Regions from separate parts of the Homo sapiens genome. Here regions 2 and 3 are each linked to region 1. Evidence: chromatin contacts called from ENCODE Hi-C or POLR2A ChIA-PET data. All regions are on one chromosome and are shown on one strand. The core of a region is the stretch at or near the end of the contact, and the rest is flanking DNA. Distances in the headings are between cores, read along the strand shown. Region 1 overlaps MYO10 (myosin X). Region 2 overlaps MYO10 (myosin X). Region 3 overlaps MYO10 (myosin X).

Evidence for each region. Hi-C counts contacts between places; a loop is a spot of excess contacts on that map. ChIA-PET counts read pairs that join two places held with the same protein, here RNA polymerase II (POLR2A). Pooled maps may share reads with other maps.
Region 2: a loop to region 1 is called in a map of HepG2, with 2.3 times the contacts of the local background. The contact joins two enhancer-like sites. A Hi-C loop is called at or near these places in 2 of 168 maps with a recorded cell type or tissue (Caco-2 and HepG2) and 3 of 50 pooled maps. POLR2A ChIA-PET finds 5 or more read pairs at or near these places in 10 of 52 experiments (A673, AG04450, BJ and 7 more).
Region 3: a loop to region 1 is called in a map of Caco-2, with 2.0 times the contacts of the local background. The contact joins two enhancer-like sites. A Hi-C loop is called at or near these places in 4 of 168 maps with a recorded cell type or tissue (Caco-2, colonic mucosa, endometrial microvascular endothelial cells and 1 more) and 5 of 50 pooled maps. POLR2A ChIA-PET finds 5 or more read pairs at or near these places in 5 of 52 experiments (AG04449, AG04450, H1 and 1 more).

Annotation. Positions count from the first base shown.
Region 1 is chr5:16,756,995-16,761,391 of GRCh38, forward strand. It overlaps MYO10 (myosin X), which reads right to left. Exons shown (of 41, transcript NM_012334.3): 18 at 1,124-1,232. Among named protein-coding and RNA genes, the nearest start is that of RETREG1, 140 kb to the left of the region's middle. Within about 2 kb of position 2,562, at least 2 of the 41 ENCODE cell types and tissues checked have a DNase peak (open chromatin) inside an H3K27ac peak, as active enhancers do; they include A673, where a contact is called at or near this core.
Region 2 is chr5:16,724,571-16,728,741 of GRCh38, forward strand. All of the region lies in intron 19 of MYO10 (myosin X), which reads right to left. Among named protein-coding and RNA genes, the nearest start is that of RETREG1, 110 kb to the left of the region's middle. Within about 2 kb of position 2,206, at least 3 of the 41 ENCODE cell types and tissues checked have a DNase peak (open chromatin) inside an H3K27ac peak, as active enhancers do; they include A673, where a contact is called at or near this core.
Region 3 is chr5:16,697,323-16,701,594 of GRCh38, forward strand. MYO10 (myosin X) reads right to left here. Exons shown (of 41, transcript NM_012334.3): 25 at 3,641-4,272; 26 at 2,128-2,251. Among named protein-coding and RNA genes, the nearest start is that of RETREG1, 82 kb to the left of the region's middle. Within about 2 kb of position 2,921, at least 2 of the 41 ENCODE cell types and tissues checked have a DNase peak (open chromatin) inside an H3K27ac peak, as active enhancers do.

The sequences.
Region 1 (4,397 bases), core at 1,312-3,811:
TCTAGTCCCAGCTACTTGGGAGGCTGAGGCAGAAGAATCTCTTGAATCTGGGAGGTAGAGGTTGCAGTGAGCTGAGATCGTGCCATTGCATTCCAGCCTGGGTGACAGAGCGAGACTCTGCCTTTAAAAAAAAAAAAAAAAAAAAAAAAGTCGGGTGTAGTGGCTTACACCTGTAGTGCCAGCTACTCAGGAGGCTGAGGGGGGAGAATCACTTGCGCCTGGGAGTTTGAGGCTGCAGTGAGGCGTGATTACACCACTGCACTCCAGTCTGGGTGACAGAACAAGACCCTGTCTCACACACACACAAACACACACACACACGCACACACACACACACACACACACACACGGAAAAAAAAAAAGCTTTCTCAGAGAAGTCCTGGCAAACCGACCTTCTAGAAAAAGAAAACTGAAAACCTCTGCTGGAAGATTAAGAGCCTAGGACAAGGTAACTGACATCAGTCTCATCTAACCAGGGGGAAAAAACATCCAGATATGAGAAGAAATATATCCCATTTCCACATGAGTCTCTAAATACAAATCAGAGTGGTCCCAAATGGCCTTAAGGAGTTTGCTATTTCAAAAGCTTAGAAGAAATAGCCATTTATTTTTTTAAAAAGGATCTACATGTTTTCATCTGACTCAGAGAAAAAGTCTATTTTATTTCTTTTCTCTCTTTTTTTAGACAGAGTCTAGGTCTTACGCTGTCACCCAGGCTGGAGTGCAGTGGTGCAATCACAGCTCTCTGCAATCTTGATCTCCCAGGCTCAGGCAATCCTCCCACCTCAGCCTCCTGAGTAGCTGGGACTACAGGCATGCGCCACCGCACCCAGATAATTTCTGTATTTTTTGTAGAGACAGGATTTCACCATGTTGCCCCGGCTGGTTTTGAACCCCTGAGCTCAGGTGATCTGCCCACCTCGGCCTCCCAAAGTGCTGAGAATACAGGCGTGAGCCAAAACTCTATTTTATTTCTAAAGCACTATCTGGTTTAAAAGCATGATATAAAAGGAAACAAAAATAAACAAATATTCTCATAGACTTCACATACACCCAAATCCTCTTTTCAGTTCTTAAAAATACAGTAACGACGGATTCCTCTAAGCCAGCAGTGAAAACGAACCTTGAACTGTGAGCTGACTGTAGGCCGCCGATGTTTGCTTCCACATTTCAAGGTATCCTGGTTGTTGCGGCTTGAAACATGTTCAAAAAGATCGTAGATAAAGTCAAATCTGTGTGAGGCAAGAGCAGGAGGTCAGTGAGGCACACACACCCATTATTAGGTGCAAGATTATTGTAATTAATGGTGCCCTTTCTCAATGATAATTCAAAGTAATACACCCTAGGCCTGGAAGAACTAAGACAGCTTCCAAAGATTTCAAACCAAACACTGCCAAAGAGCTTTAGGCACTGAAAACACGTGGCAGTGTCAGAGACCAGAGTCTTGCAGAGAAGGGGACTGGCATGACAGTGACAAAGGGTGGAATCCCACTTAGGAGCTCTGTGCTTTCTGGAATGCCATCTAAGCCTCTGTAGCCTCGGTCTCCTCACTTGCAAAAGTGAGTTATTAGTTTTGCCATCTTGCAGTGTTGCAAAGATTGAAGCAGTTAACGGATGGAAAGGTGCTCCTGGGGAACACTAATTACAGGGTGAGGCAGGCGATGGTTCAAATCCTGTCTCCCCACTTCCCAGCTGTGTTGCTTGGGCAAGATGTTTCATCTCTCTCTAAGCCTCAGTTTTTTCATCTGGAAAATGGAGATAATTTTTTAATTTATCCCCTAATGCCAGGTGAGAATGAAAGGAGAACATGCATGTAAAAGGCAGAAAGCATGCTACCTGGCATATCATATATATTGATATTAGTTATTATTTAAAAAGTTCTGTAAAATCCATTGCTACTATTAACAAGGTAAAAGTGAAAAGCTTCCCAATAATTTTTTTTTTTTAGACAGAGTTTCGCTCTTTCACCCAGGCTGGAGTGCAGTGGTGCGATCTCGGCTCACTGCAACCTCTGCCTCCCGGGTTCAAGCGATTCTCCTGCTTCAGCCTTCTGAGTAGCTGGGATTATAGGCGCCTGCCATCACGCCTGGCTAATTTTTATATTTTGTAGTAGAGACAGGGTTTCACCATGTTGGCCAGGCTGGTCTTGAACTCCTGACTTCAGGTGATCCACCCGCCTCGGCCTCCCAAAGTGTTAGGATTATAGGCGTGAGCCACCGCGCCCGCCCAGCCTTCAATGATTTTTAAATCTTCCTTGCATGGAAGGTATCATGGGCTATGGAGCTGGTGGGGTTGGTGGCTTCACTGTCACCAGGACAGTCAGGGAAGACTTCTGAGCATCTGCCTCCCCACAAGCGGCAATATTAGAGCTTTCCCTGGTCGCTTCTTGCTTTGCCCCAACCTTTTTCATTTTTGTTCTCGGGTGCTCTTTAATGCTCACTCTCTTAAGTTCTCTAACTGTGCTTTGAGCTCTTTGGAGAGAAGCTTTGGTTCCATTAAAATGTCACAGATGTCAAAGGTGAAAGAGAGTGAAGCAAGTGAACAGCCCCAGCTCCTCGGTTTGCAAGGGGAAACCTGGGGTTGAGACAGGAAGTTCTTTACACCACTCACAAAACTGCTTCACGCTGGCACAGAGGCAGCTGGCGAAACTCCACCTCGCTGGTCTCCAGGCCTGCAATCTTTTCACTACGACAAACTGCCTCTACTTAACATCAATACAGGGCTTTTATTTAAACGTATCGCATTAAACTAAGAAATTGCTTTGACAGCATGCTATGGTGTTTTTTAAACACCCATCATTTTTACAGGTCTGAAAACTCACCTAAAAATAAAATAGCTAACAATGTTGTATATAGTGAACCCTCACATAGAAGAGTTAAAATAAGTTTGAAGATCAAATGTTTCAAATTCTGAGTTTCTAGGCTGATACTACCTTATATGGGCTCCCTTTGTCCCAATTCATTCCTATCTAAGTGACAGGTGGCCATCTAGTATTTACATTTCTAAAAGTATTACAGCTTTTAAACTTTTTTGCTACTTTCCTTCCTTAGATATAAACATGTGTTTTTGTTACAGATTCCCACCAGATCCAACACAGGTGCTGAAAGCTTTCAGGAAAGGGTTTTTTCCCTAAACTCTTTCTCTCTTACAAAGCCTCCTAAAAATAGTACACTTCCGCCGGGCATGGTGGCTCATGCCTGTAATCCCAGCACTTTGGGAGGCCGAGGTGGGCGGATCATGAGGTCAGGAGATGGAGACCATCCTGGCTGACATGGCGAAACCCTGTCTCTACTAAAGATACAAAAAAAAAAAAAAAAATAGCCAGGCGTGGTGGCGGGCACCTGTAGTCCCAGCTACTCGGGAGGCTGAGGCAGGAGAATGGCGTGAACCTGGGAGGTGGAGGTTGCAGTGAGCCGAGATTGCGCCACTGCACTCCAGTCTGGGTGACAGAACGAGACCCTGTCTCCAAAAAAAAAAAACAAACCAAAAAAAAACCAAAAAGGACACTTCCTGGTCTAATACATACAAATAACTTATCACTGCAAGTTTCTGTGTGTTTTCTTTATTGATTTAATGGTGTAAATTTATAATTCATGAACGAATAAATGAATATGTAATAAATTTATAATTATAGCTGAATTAAGGCATTTATTTTACTAACTAGAGACACAGGAGTCCTATAAAACCAAGGCTGAAATCAGCTTAACCACGCAGCTCTAAGCTCCCTGTGAAGACAGCAGACCACACTGCTTAAGATATTAAGGTTCTCAAGCCAACCAGACCAGATCAAAACTGGACTCGATGGCTCACTGGTTACCAGTTGAGAGGTCTTGGGGAAGTCACTTAACAGCTTTAACTGCTTCAAGGCTCGGTTTCCTCATCTGCATAAGAGGATTAATAACAGTATGTTACTTATACCTCTGTGGTTGGTTTATTTCAGTACCTCACTAAATGGCAGTCATTGCTTATATTATTATTATTATTATTAATTTATTTATTTATTTATTTATTTTGAGACAGAGTTTCACTCTTGTCACCCAGGCTGGACTGCAATGGCGCAATCTTGGGTCACTGCAACCTCCACCTCCCAGGTTAAAGCGATTCTCCTGTTTCAGCCTCCCAAGTAGCTGGGATTACAGGTGCCTGCCACCATGCTTGGCTAATTTTTGTATTTTCAGTAGAGATGGGGTTTCACTATGTTGGCCAGGCTGGTCTCAAACTCCTGACCTCACGTGATTTGCCCACCTTGGCATCCCAAAGTGCTGGGATTACAGGCGTGAGCCACCATGCCCGACCTTGCTTGTATTATTGTTATACTTTTGAGTTACTTCATTGATGAAGTATTACCTGGGAAAAACAATACTAAGTTTCTTACATAACAGCAATTTGTTCTATAT
Region 2 (4,171 bases), core at 956-3,455, 33 kb before region 1:
TTTTTTAATGACTCACATGACACGACTGGAATGTGTTTCTATGGGGGTTCCACTGCAAGACGTCATGAAGTAACTCTTCAGTATAGTGTTTAATGAGGAGGGATGCAAAAGAAATTGGGAGATTACAGCCATCTCTTTTTCCCCACTAACTAATTTGTTGTTGTTAAATGAAAAAATAATACACGCAAAGGATCTGGGTGTATATATGCATATATAATACATACACATACATACATATACAAAAAAGCATCTGCCATAAAAACCCCACAGCTCTCCTGAGGAAGACCATTCGTACTAGTTTCCTGTGTCTCCTTCAGGCACAGTCAATGCATGTATAAACACAGTATGCATGTGTGTGTATATGCACGCTCACGTGTGTGCAGATAAATACACGCACTGCTTTTTTAAAAATGCAAATAAAAGTGTTCCACATTTTGCTTCTCTTACCTAACAGAATCTTAGAGACAGTTAACCTGTCAGGATATACAGTTCTCTCACCTTCTTCTTCTTTTTTTTTTTTTTTTTTTTTTTTTTGAGACAGAGTCTTCCTCTGTCATCCAGGCTGGAGTGCAGCGGCATGATCTCAGCTCACTGCAACCTCAGCCTCCCGGGTTCAAGCGATTCTCCTGCCTTAGTCTCCTGAGTAGCTAGGATTACAGACATGCATCACCATGCCTAGCTAATTTTGCTAATTTTTGTATTTCTAGTAGAGACGGGGTTTCACCATGTTGGCCAGGCTGGTTTCGAACTCCTGACCTTGTGATCTGCCTGCCTCGCCCTCCCAAAATGCTGGGATTATAGGGGCGAGCCACTGTGCCCAGCCAAAATACTACATCTTAAATTGAAAATCGAGTAATAAAAATAGCAACTACCCAGCCCTTGAACAGGAGCTATGTTTCTACCATTGAACTGAGCACTTTACATGTGCCCACTTAATCTTTACAACTACTCTATGAATTAAATCAGTCCATGATGATAAAATTAAGTGTGTGATATACATTTTTAAAAAAGCAATCGTGTGGGAAATGCTCTCAGCTAATATTTCCACAACACTCTACAATTTCCAAAGTACTTTACCTACAATTTGCTCTATCACCCTGTGAGGTGGGTAGGGCAGCCATTAATTAGCATTTTCATTAAATAGGGTCAAAGAATGTTGTGTGACCTGAGTCATATCATACAGCAATTACCAGGCCAGAGAAGCAACAGGTACCCCCTTTTTTTTTTTTTTTTGTGAGGCGGAGTCTAGCTCTGTCACCCATGCTGGAGTGCAGTGGCGTGATCTTGGCTCACTGCAGCCTCCACTTCCTGGGTTCAAGCGAATCTCCTGCCTCAGCCTCCCAAGTAGCTAGGATTATAGGCGCACGCTGCCACGCCAGGCTAATTTTTGTATTTTCAGTAGAGACAGATGACCATGTTGGCCAGGCTGGTCTCAAACTTCTGACCTCAAGGTGATCCACCCGCCTCAGCCTCCCAAAGTGCTGGGATTACAGGTGTAAGCCACCGTGCCCAGCCCACTCAAGTCTTTTAACATTAAATCCTTGCAGATCATGCCAGATCTCCCCTAGAGTGCAGTAGCACATCTGCTGACTGACAAGTTTACGTCCAAAGTGATACCATATTAGTGGCCACTATGGTCATCTGTGGACGATCATCAAGTCAGCATGGTTCCATTCTGGCACATAGGTTGGTTTGTATGTATGGATCTCTATGGTGGTGGTGGTGATGGTGGTAACAGCAGTACTAACACCACTAGTAGTAACAGTACAAGTAGTACTTCCAGCAGCAACATTAGTGGCAGAGGAATAACAAAAGCTATCATGTACCAAGGGCTTACTGTGTCAGCTTTCATTTAATTTTAGCAACTCTATGAGGTAGATATTATTGTCATCCCCATTCTACAGATGCATAACCTGAAGTGCAGGGTGGTTAATTAACTGTCTAGGGTCACAAGGCTCATGCTTAATTAACACAGCTGAGCTTCAAATCCAGGCATCGTGACAGCCAAGCCAGCACTAAGCACCACTAGCTATGCGGCTCTTCCTGAAAGGTGCAAATTCAGGAAAGGGGGAGTTCCTGTAGTTCCAACGTATTCATTATTTAACAATGGAGTATACTTCCTGGTACATATTTCCTGAATATTTCTGAATGAAATTTATCACAATAGCTATCTTGGTAGCAGCCCAAAATAGAAATCAACTTCTGAGCATTAAAACCCACGAGATGATACATTTAGTTAGAGTGAGGGCTTGTAAACCACAGCCTGCCAGCCATATCCGGCCTGCCACCTGTTCTTGTAAATAAAGTTTTATTGGAACACAGCCACACATTGTCTGTGACCACTTCCACAATACAATAGCAAAGCCTAAAATACTTACTATCTTGCCAGTTACAGAAGTTTACTAATCTCTTGAGTTAGAGAATAAAAGCTAGACAAACAGGGTGCTCAACTGGTGCAAATTGAGTTGTGCTCTAGAGATAATTACACACCAGATTTCAAAAACTTAGTATGAAAAAATAAAGTATCTCATTAATCATTTTGAAATTTATTACATGTTGAAAGGATAACATTTTGGATATAGTAAAAAAAATATGTTGTTAAAACTGCTTTCACAAAAAAAACAATTTTTTTTTACACTTCTAAATGTGGCTACTAGAAAACCTAAATTAGACATGGTGCTCACATTCTATTCCTATTGAACAGTGTTATTCTAAAAAGTTAGGGCTTCTGGTTTATAAGGACTTGGAGAGTAAAACAACAAGGCTTAAAATTCTAATTTGATTACAATTTTGTTTGATACCTGCAGCATGTTTTGTATAAATACACTGTCAGACTATTTTGATATAAGGCTTGCATGTTTAGAGACTAACACATATTCCTTTTCATAACATTACCCATTTTTCAAAGATAAAAAACAATGCTCATGCAAATACTGTGAAATAAAGGCCCCATGAAGGGTTCTCACGAGGCTAATGACTCTGAACAAATAAATCAAACACGAAGAATTTCCATTAACATCAAATAAAGTGTCAAATAATCTTTCAAGATCAAGACAATGATTCTCAAACAACATATAACTAACTACTTTCCCTAACAAATTTATATTTAGTTTTCAGGGATCCCCCAAAAGATTCCTAGGACATTAACTTTGATTTTTGTTTTTTAAAACAAACTGTTGAAGCCAGCATCTTCCTTGCCTATGGGGATGCTGAAACAGAGCCAGCGCTGAGGACAGAGCTGTAATAAAGCTGGATTAAACAAGATAAAACTGGGGCACATACACTCCGATCCTTCCCCCCAGCCCAAAAAAAAAAAAAAAAAAACTAGCAAAGAAATGCCTGGAAAAGCTATGCCTAACAGCTCTCCAGTGTTTAGTACAAGCCCTTTCTCTTTAATTATGTCCATGGGACATTCACTCATTTGAATCTTGGCTGCCTCTGTGCCTGGTCACATACTTGTTTCCAAAACACACAAGTGGCCTGAAAATCACGTGTTGAGCGTGTGATTGAATGCTTCCTTGAGCTCTAGGAACATAGGCCGCCCTCCGCCATGGCTTCTTCCTTCCATTCTGGTTTCTGCCTCCTGGCTTCCTGCCTTTCACAGCCCTGCACCTGCCGCTCCAACTTCCTCTCTCTCAATGGCCCTGCGTGTGCATGGACTACTGCACACGGCCAGGGTCGCTTGTCTCCTCTCCTGCACACTGGACAGATTTCTCAACTCTGCCTCCTTCTGCGGGCTGCCCTCTGGGGAAACCCTGTAGGCAGATCCCAAACTTCAGGCCACACACCAGCTTGCACACCAACTCCTTGGGGATGAGGTACCTGGGGACTTTCTTTTGGCTCCCACCCCTCCAGCTCTTTGGGAAGATAGAAAGCAGAACTGCCTTTTGCTGCAAAAAGGGAACCCCTGGATCGCCAAAACTAGAGCTTTTTAATTTTCAACACTGAAAAAAAAAAAAGCTACATATAGTCTCCTTCCTGAATTAAAAGTTAAACGGCATATAATGACACCTAATATTTAAATATGAATTACCATGTACCAAGGCTTTCCATGAGTCTAATTGAATATCCAAGAGCCAGTGGGCAAGACAAGACTATTATTCCATTATATACCTGGAGACCCTGATCCAAGTGGAGTGGCTTGCTCAAGGTCACACGACTACTGTGCACT
Region 3 (4,272 bases), core at 1,671-4,170, 59 kb before region 1:
ATAACAAAAGAAAAGACGTGGAAAAAAACGTAAAGAAGCTAACAGAAAAGAGAAGCACAGAAAGAAAGAAGGGAAAATGGAATAAAAGGGTTTTCATGGCTGGGCGCGGTGGCTCACTCCTGTAATCCCAGCACTTTGGGAGGCCAAGGAGGGCAGATCACAAGGTTAGGAGTTCGAGACCAGCCTGGCCGACATGGTGAAACCCTGTCTCTACTAAAAATACAAAAATTAGCTGGGCATTGGCGTGTGCCTGTAATCCCAGCTACTCAGGAGGCTAAGGCAGGAGAATCACTTGAACCCCGGGGGTGGAGGCTGCAGTGAGCCACGACTGTGCCATTGCACTCCAGCCTGGGCAACAGAGCAAGATCCTGTCTCAAAAAAAAAAAAGGTTTTCATGGTGGTGAAGACAAAAAAAAGAAAATGTAAATGTAAATGAAGAAAGACGGCAATAAAAAGGAAAGTGAAGAAAAAGGAAGAAGACAAATTTAAAAATCAAATATGGGAGAAAGCAGGAAGAGGAGACCTGGGGAGGAAGGTTCTCATATCCCTGCCCATCTCCACCTTCTCGACTCTCTCCCCTCTCCAGTCTAGGTCCATGCGAGAAACAGGACGGTCCCTTCTTTTTAACCATCCACGTAAAACTCCTGCCCAAAATTGGTGATGATTATGGTTTCTTATTATCCCTGTCACTGAGTTACGAGTCAGAGTCAAGAACAGGAACAAAGCATAAATATGAGGTCCCAATTAAATAATTAAATAATTTTCTGGCTAGGCATGGTGGCTCATGCCTGCAATTCCTGCACTTTGGGAGGCCAAGGTGGGAGGACTGCTTGAGGCCAAGAGTTGGAGACCAGCCTGGGCAACATAGTGAGATTCCATCTCTATAAAAAATTAGCCTGGCATGATGGTGTGCGCCTGCAGTCCTAGCTCCTATGAAGGCTGCGGCAGGAAGATGGCTTGAACCTGAGTTCAAGGCTGCAGTGAGCCATGACCACACCACTGCCCTCTAGCTTGGGTAACAGAGCAAGACCCTGTCTTAAATAAATACCTAAATAAATAGATAAATAAATAGTAAATAATTTTCCAAAAGGAGTGTGCCTCAAGGCCCCTAAGTGTTAAGGTTCAGCAAAGTATACTCAAATGTTAGTAACAATCAAAGCATACAATGCAAATGCTCATCATGAAGTAGGTATGGTGAGCAGTTCAAGCCAGCAGTGGGCCTCAGTGAGATCTTCACTTTCCCCCATGTCTAGCACATCCTTTTAGGCTCTCTAATATCCCTGGCAGGAGAGAACATGCAGTTTTTTTTTTTTTTTTTTGAGACAGCGTCTGGCTCTGTCGCCCAGGCTGGGGTGCAGTGGCGCGATCTCGGCTCACTGCAAGCTCCGCCTCCTGGGTTCACGCCATTCTCCTGCCTCAGCCTCTCAGGTAGCTGGCACTACAGGAGCCCGCCACCGCTCCCGGCTAATTTTTTGTATTTTTAGTAGAGACGGCGTTTCACTGTGTTAGCCAGGATGGTCTCGATCTCCTGACCTCATGATCCACCCGCCTCGGCCTCCCAAAGTGCTGGGATTACAGGCGTGAGCCACCACGCCCGGCCGAGAACATGCAGTTTATCATGAGAATGGGTCTCGACCAATTCCAGCAGCAGCAGCAACACACACATTGGTTTGTATGTCTGTATATATGAGAGAGAGCAATGAGACTGAGACAGAGAGGGAGACAGTGAAAGAGAAAGTGGGAGAGAGAGGGAGAGAAAATAGAAGGATGAAGAAAGAGCTAAGAAAGGAAAACGAGACAGGGAGAGACAGGGGAGAAGGACTGATACTGGAGGCAGTGGTTGCAAATGCTTCGTCCTGCCACTCTGCACCAAACCAGGGGAGTCACGACTGTGTTCATGCTGGTAGGACCACAGCACCCATGTCACACCAACATGACAAGGTGTCCCTTCATTCATCTAAGTGGCCCAACACTGAGGTAAGGGTAGGTAGAACGACTTTCCCAGTCCCCATCCATCAGCCCAGATACAATAACACCTCCGTTATTTCCCACCGCCATCCATCAGCCCGGATAAAATAACGCCTCGCTCTCCCCCTAACCCAGACTCCATGGCGGCTGCAGTCATACCTTTCATGTACAGAAAGCTGTGGAAATACGGCAGAGTGACACAGCTGTACACAGAGTCACGCCGGTATGAAAGCTCATCATCTGTATCAAACCTGGAATCAAAGTCCTCTTCACTATCTTCAAACTGGACCGAGAGAGAGAAGCCAACGGTGAGGGAAAAGGCCACAAAGCAAGCCACGAAGATACCCAGCATGTATCATCATTGAAAAAATACAAAAATACAGCTACTCAAGAGGCTGAGGCAGCAGAATCACTCGAACCCAGGAGGCAGTGACTGCACTGAGCAGAGATCGTGCCACTGCACTCCAGCCTGGGCAACAGAGCAAGCCTCAGTCTCAAAAAAAAAAAAAAAAAAAAAGGGAAAAGGAAAAAGAAAAAAAACAACTGACAAGCAATACGCCTGATTTACGGTAGCACACAAATAATTCGGAATTAAAAATACCAACTTTTAAGGTCAAATGGTCAGTTGAATTGATACATGAAAGACAAGATATACTTGAATCCAAAGGCTATCTGCCCTAAAACTAACAATGCTTTTTAAGGCTATAATTTTAATCAAACCATGCAAGAGTTCACCCCCTCTGAATTACTATATTAAATATATTTTCAAATCTTTGAAAGTCAAGAGAACATTCAATGCACGACCAAAGCGACAAAATAAAAGTAAACTACAGATAAATCCAGAAACTGGAAAAGAGTACATTTAAGCCCTGCAGCTTCTTCCTTTACAGCCACTATAAGAAATAACATCGTGTGGTTTGGATTGTGAAGTTAGTACAAGGAAAGTTTGCCAGTTCACCCCTGGCAAGTCTTGTTCCAGTTCAGGATGTGTCTTCATTTCCTAACGCAGCACGGCAAAGCTAAAAGTTCCATTCAAATTGTAAAAAAAGGGAAGGAAGAAATAAAATAAAATAAACAAAAGTTCCATTTAAAAAGCCAGTTTTAAGCCGGGCATGGTGGCTCACGCCTGTAATCCCAGCACTTTGGGGGTCCGAGGCAGGTGGATCACCTGAGGTCAGGAGTTCAAGACCAGCCTGGCCAACATGGTAAAACCCCATCTCTACTAAAAATACAAAAATTAGACCGGTGTGCTGGCGGGCATCTGTAATCCCAGCTATTCAGGAAGCTGAGGCAGCAGGATAGCTTGGACCCGAGAGGTGGGGACTGCAGTGAGGCAAAATCCTGCCAATGCACTCCAGCCTGGATGACAGAGAAGACTCCACCTCAAAAACAACAACAACAACAATAAATAAATAAATAGCCAGTTTTCTGAAGTCTTGGGCACAGCTCAGCTCTAGGCTTTGTGCTAAAACTGAAACAGGCACATCAAAGTTCTACTTATGAATGCAATTGGCTTATGGAATAAGCAAAAGGTTTAAGATGATCTCTAAGACCACGACTCTGCAATCTTTGCACAGATATCCTACGGGTATCTTCATTCAACTTGAGGATGCAACAGGGGTGGGTGTGACCGGCCACCCATTTCACTGGGACACGCCAGGCAGGTACTTACCGAGGACTGCGCCCCCTCAGAGCTGAACCGGTAGGCACCCGAGCTGTTGTAGGTCCCCACAGAGCAGCGGTAGTCGGGGGACCACTGGCTGCCGTAGGAGTTGGAGAAGGTCACGCTGCTGCCGGAAGTGATGGCACCGTCCTCATAGTCATCCTGGTCGTAGTCGTAGTCGCCGTCTGGGGAGGGCAAGTCCCCAGCGTTCTGGGGCATGCAGTAGGTGGACTCGCCGCTGGAGGAGTTGTGTAGGCTCCCGGAGTCCTGCACTGATGGGGCGAGCAGCACCGTGCTGTCCGCACTGGGGCTGGTGGGCACCACCGTGTCGTTCATGTATGGGTCCTCCTCTGAAGAGTCATCGCTGGTCCGGATGCCACTTGTTCGCTGGTCTGAGTGGCCGTGCTCGCTGGGGTTGGGGGAGTCCTTGAAGGCGTCGTCGTCGGCTTCGAAGCCCTCATCGACCTCCTCCTCTGGGTAGGGCTGGCTGAAGTTGAAGTTGGGCTTCTCCTCGCATGCGCTCTCAGCCAGCTCGCTGGAAAATTCGCTTCCCACCGACAGGGACCGCTCGATATTCCGGACACACTCGTCGATCTCGTCGAAATTGAGGGACTCGAGGAACTCCTGGGCCGCCCTGCACG